Regions from separate parts of the Homo sapiens genome. Here region 1 is linked to region 2. A link is a loop called in an ENCODE intact Hi-C map of the cell type or tissue named here. Cell type or tissue: endothelial cell of umbilical vein. All regions are shown on one strand. Each heading gives the region's core, and the rest is flanking DNA. Links, peaks and the distances in the headings are about the cores only.

Region 1 (3,045 bases), core at 232-2,731, 250 kb before region 2:
GTAGTGGTGTGATCTTGGCTCACTGCAACCTCCGCCTCCTGGGTTCAAGAGAGTCTCCTGCCTCAGTCTCCTGAGTAGCTGGGATTACAGGTGTCCTCCAACATGCTTGGCTAATTTTTTGTATTTTTAGTAGAGATGGGGTTTCACTATATTGGCCAGGCTGGTCTTGAATTCCTGACCTCAGGTGATATGCCCGACTCGACCTCTCAAAGTGCTGGGATTACAGGCATGAGCCACCATGCCTGGCCTGTTTTCCTCTTTTGAAAAAGGAATGGACCACTTTATAGAATACTTGGCAAATAAGCCTGTAGGAATCAAATATTTATTAGGATATAGCCATTTGGATTCTTGATATGATTGAGCAGACATACAATGAGTGCAAAATACAAAGATTCTTCTTTTTTTAAAATTTAATTGAATTTTTTATTTCAATAGTTTTTTTGGGGGTGCAGGTGGTTTTTGGTTACATGGATACGTTCTTTAGCGGTGATTTCTGAGATTTTGGTGCACCCATTACCTGAGCAGTGTGCACTGTACCTACTGTGCAGACCTTTGTCCCTCAGCCCCTCCACCCTTCCCCTTGAGTCCCTAAAGTCCATTATTTCATTCTTATGCCTTTGCATCCTCATAGCTTAGCTCCTACTTATAAATGAGAACATATGATGTTTGGTTTTCCATTCCTGAGTTACTTCACTTATAATAATTGTCTCTAGCTCCATCCAAGTTGCTGCAAAAGACATTATTTCATTCCTTTTTATGGCTGAGTAGTGTGCTATGGTGTATATAGACCACATTTTCTTTATGCACTCATTGGTTGATGGGCACTTAGGTTGGTTTCATATCTTTGCAGTTGTGAATTGTGCTGTTATAAGCATACATGTGCAAATGTCTTTTTCATAGAAGGACTTTTTTTCCCTTTGGGTACACACCCAGTAGTGGGATTGCTGGATTGAATGGTAGTTCTACTTTTGGTTCTTCAAGGAATCTCCACACTGTTTTCCACAGTGGTTGTACTAGTTTACATTCCCACCAGCAGCGTAAAAGTGTTGTCTTTTCACCACATCCCTGCCAACATCTATTATTTTTTGACTTTTAAATTATGATCATTCTTGCAGGAGTAAGGTGGTATGATTCTTCTTCTTATTTCACTCTGGGATTTGGTCATTTTATAGCCAGACCTGGTCAGCAGGCTCAACTTTCCTCTTGATAAATTCACCATCCTAGACACCACTCCTGTAATGTATTCTTAAAGGAAATACAAGTTTGGGACACTAGAGGTCTCCACCTCACCATATAACCAATGTTATCTCAGGAAAACCTTAAAAGCACAATTTCCATGGCAACATGAAATAGGTGTCTTGTCCTTAAGTGGGAGGAGGAGAGGGTCGAGGAGGAAAACAGGGGCAGTTAAAAGTGGGTAGTTTCTAGTTTCTGTTGGGTGGATGTCATCAGTTGTTATTTTGAAATACTGACTGAAATTTGAGTAGGCTTTGCTGGAGTTAGATTTTCCACTTGTTTTTCAGATTTGTGTCTTTGGTTGGACACCCAGAGCTTCTTAAAGCCTGCAGCACTGGAAAAAAACCAAACCAAAAACAAAAAACAATAACCTTGTGGTGATTATTACATGCACCTGCAGAGAAATTCTTTTCTTCTCTAGATTTTACTTAGATAATCCACATTCAAGTTCAATTTCGGTCAAACCCCAAATTCGAATTGACGTAACTGTTCTGATGTTCGGAATGCGTGCGATCTAAAACGATGCCAGCGTGATGCTCAGAATCTGTTGATCCATCCATGCTTGTCCTGGCATCTTCCCCGATGGTGGCTGCCTTAGACCCTGAGCTTCCAATGTTGCCTTAGCTGGACGATAGAGTGGCCACGTGAACATTCAGTCGAGAATCCAGGTGCACAGCCAGGTGAGAGTATCCAGCCAGGTGAGCAGCCAGGACATGCTGGGAGAAGGGAAACAGTGAGTTCTGTTGGAGTCCTTCCTGTCACTCCATGTCCCTTGGCTCTCTAGTGGCTGAAGTAACTTTAGATTTTTAATGTCATTCCTACATCTCCAGCTTCTCAACAGTGCTTGCTCCCAGCAAAAGTCCCTTCACTTCCACCACCTCCCAGAGGCATGCCTTCTTTCACCAACTCGCAGAGGCGCTATCTCCCAGACATGGGTCTCCTTCCCCCATCTCCCAGAGGCGCGCCTTCTTCCGTCATCTCCCAGATGCCCGTCTTCTTGTCTTATGAGCCTTCTCAGGCTCCTCCAAAACTTGTTTCTTCTGAAAGCGTATTTGACAGCAAGAGTTCTAACTGACTTTTTCCAAATAACAACATCCTTGATTTAAAATTCATTACGTGTTGCTGTTTGTATTTTAAAATATCACCTGTGAAGTCGCAGAACCTTTGGATGTATTAAAAAGAAAGGAAAAGATGCATCTCTAAAACCTCTGAGGCTTGGAAAAAAATTCTTAGATCACTAAACTTTCTTGACATTCTTCTCTTGCCAGTGGATGCTGATGAATGACAAAGAGCTGATAGGCAGGGCTTAGGACACTGGGAAGAATCCGTGCTCCTTCATGGCAGAGATCAGTCTGGGCCGGCTCTGACGTCCCCAGGAGGTGGAAAGCAAAGCAAAGTCTGGTTCCTTCTTTGTTTCCATCCTTTCCTCCCCTGCTTTCTCCCCCTCTCATGTGTTACTACAGAAAAGAGGAAGGAATACCTGCCCACCACTCCTTAAGAGACTTTCCCTATCCTCACCCGACCCCTGGCATTCAGCTCAGGAGCCCTCAGTGCTCCTTTCCACCCAAACTCCTGTGGCTAATTACAGGACCATAGAGTCAGAGGGAAGCCTGGCGACTGATCCATCATAACTGAAACCTCAGCTCAAAAACCCTCTAAATGTGTCTGATAAAGTTATATTTCCTGTGCTTTTTCAGTCCCAGCTCAAGGAACTGTCAACCTTCCAGGGAGAGAGCCTGTCTGTCTATTTATCAATCATCTGTCTACCTACCTACCTATCAATCTATCATCCATCTATCTACCTATGTA
Region 2 (2,777 bases), core at 267-2,766:
CGTCTAGAAATCATTGAGATAGTCCATTACCAAACCACCACTGCAGACATACTCTTCTCAGCTTCTTCATCAGTGCAATGGGGTTGACAATATCTACTCATTGAATTTACTGCCTGGCCGCAGTGAGGTTGTGTCACGATTGGGATGCAATGCAGCCTAGTTGAAGACGGTCACTAAAGACCCCAGGGACTGACTCCTGTCTCCAAATCAAGCCTCCACAAAAGGACACATAAAATATCCTTCACGTATGACTCACAAATAGCTGAAGCATGAATGTTAACTCCATCATGTCAAATCTGTCCTGTGGTTATAAAATTTAGAAAGGCTCTAAATGCTTCTAGATGTATGGTAATGACATATTTGATGCTGCATAATTCCTGTTATCTAAGTGGACAACTTTCCATGTGCAGGGCCTTACGTACAAAAGTCAGATGAGCCCAGCACATTATTTTATATATATATATATATATTTTATATATAAATTATATATATGATATATACAATATAATATTTATATATGTTATATATGATATATAATATATGTTATATATGATATATAATATATAAATATATATTATATATATTTATATATTTTATATATATTTTATATATATATATTTTTTTTTCCTGAGGGCCAGACGTTGGTACATTGGACAGAGGCACTATTCATTACGGACACCAGACCATCACTCAGGGAACTGCAGTACAGTTTACTAAATGGGACTGTTGTGGTCGTGTGGATGACTGGGAGACTCTGTCTTATTATGGGCTTTCTACTTATATATTTCCTTTGCTATTTTTATTCATCAACATGTAACTGGACATCCCCTCTTCCACTGCATTTCAGGAGTCTGAGATGGAAAAGTCATCGGTGTTCACTCATATCACAGCTCTAAGTCACTGTGTGTATTGACAGTGCATTCCAAATGAATCCCATAAATGTATTTAGATATGTACATTGCCTTGAAAATTATGTAGTGCTATTTTGTATATACTTTGTGTAATGACCTGATGCTTATTTGCTATAAAAAAATCTATCAGTTTTTTTCTTCTAAAATGTCGAAAATTAAGAGTGTCACAAAAGTTTTTTTTATTTTGCTATAACTATTCTACAGTTATAGCAAAACTAGACTTGTATTATTTTGATGCCTTAATCCAGCCACAGCTGTGCAATATCCAATTTCCAGTAGCGGGGAAGAGTCAGACTCAATGTCAGAGGATCATAGCTCCCCCTCCTGGCCCTGTGCAATTTGTAAATCCTGCTTTTTTCGATTCTTTGGTTACCTATGTCAGACTTAACCCCTTGTAGTTATAAAGGGAAAGCTATCTGAGGATTCTCAATCTTGATTCTTTGGGCCATTTATTATGAACTTGTCAGAGCCAATAAACTTCCTGTGAAACGAAGTTGTCCAGATCAGCACTTTAGAACTTTCCGTGATGATAGAAATGTTTTATATCATGTTACCCACCGTAGTAGCCATGGGCACCTTTGGCTAATGTAACTGAGCAACTGAATTTTTAGTTTTACTTAATTTTAATGAGTTGAAAATTAAGAAGCCCGTGTGTATAGTGAATACCGTGTTACATAGTATAGTATAGACACTAGTGGATTCTCTCTGTAAACGTCTCGTTCTGCTGGGGTGTTGCCACTCCAATCACTTACCAAGTTTCCCTAATCGAGAAGAGGAAAGGACAGTTGCACCACACTGTGCCCAAAGTATCCTTTATTCTTCCTTCTGGCATACTTCCCAGCACTTGCTTCTTCAGGGAGCAAGGCATGGCTATGAGGAACATGCGGCTTATAGTTATTTTCTGTGTTATGATATAGTTTGCTTCAGCATCCTTAAGTAACAAAGCCAGCTCTGCACATTTCAGATATAGTAATCTTCAGAAAGGTGCTGGTATTGGCTTGGGTGACACATTATTCACAATAAGCCAGAGAAAAGAAAAAATTGGACATGTAAAGGTGGGCATCTGGACTTTACTACAGTCTTATCTATTTGTGTAGAAGAAATAAGAGATATTTAAGGGTAATCCTAGTGGTAGTGCCAAGGGGGATGACTGGTAATGGGCGAACCTTGAGCATCTTAATCAACAGCATCCACAGCCACCCCCTGAAACCACCCTGGAGAAATGCACCATCTAAGAAAAAACAGTGGCCAAATCTACCCACAGGCCCCTTTAAATAAAAATTCTAGATCGTCCCAAAGTAAATCTGATCCACATAAGAAGTGAATTTGTAAAGCAGTTAAAATTGAGGAGTCTTCATTTGTTTTAGAAAATGATCCACCAAAGGTTTTCTTTACATAGAAAGTCCTTCTAAAGCATTTAATGGTGCAATAAATAGCATGAATTTTTGGAGACATTATGTGAAAAGCAAAGATTCCCCTGTATTTTATAAACCAGAGACTAATGCTCTGAAATAGCCCCGAAGCCCATTACGGCTCAGCATTCCTTCAGGTTTCCTCAGGGAGCTGCCTATAACTTGGTAATGGTATTACTTAAGATTGAAAATTGTTTTGAGGCGGGTTTTATAGAAGACATGAGACAAAGAAGGTTTATTGTGTTGTGTTGTATTGATTTAATCTCTTTCTATCACACACTGAAATTGTTGCTTTTAAGGAAATAGATACATTTTACTGAGAGTTTCAAGGGAGCTGGGATATATTTTGCTAACAGATCAAATTTTCAAATTCAGCCTTTTCAGTCATTCAGACAGAGAAGAAATGGAATCATTTACAAGACAAATAAAAGGGAGAGATAAATGAGGCAGAAGT

The links. Hi-C counts contacts between places; a loop is a spot of excess contacts. Peaks named below come from ENCODE experiments on the same cell type or tissue, not always from the same donor. Only the 100,000 strongest peaks of a DNase experiment are listed, where the experiment ranks them.
Region 1: it touches region 2 in a loop (19-fold over the local background); 75 of 110 quality-filtered maps call a loop at or near these places.

The regions. Positions count from the first base shown.
Region 1 is chr10:6,415,799-6,418,843 of GRCh38, forward strand. It overlaps a transcript of PRKCQ not described here. Among named protein-coding and RNA genes, the nearest start is that of LINC02656, 67 kb to the left of the region's middle. In endothelial cell of umbilical vein, for the core only: a CTCF peak has its summit at 1,286 (motif pointing right); a DNase peak (open chromatin) is centred at 1,273; H3K27me3 peaks cover 371 bases.
Region 2 is chr10:6,666,641-6,669,417 of GRCh38, forward strand. No RefSeq gene overlaps it. Among named protein-coding and RNA genes, the nearest start is that of LINC02648, 49 kb to the left of the region's middle. In endothelial cell of umbilical vein, for the core only: a CTCF peak has its summit at 1,214 (motif pointing left); no DNase peak of the experiment used is centred there.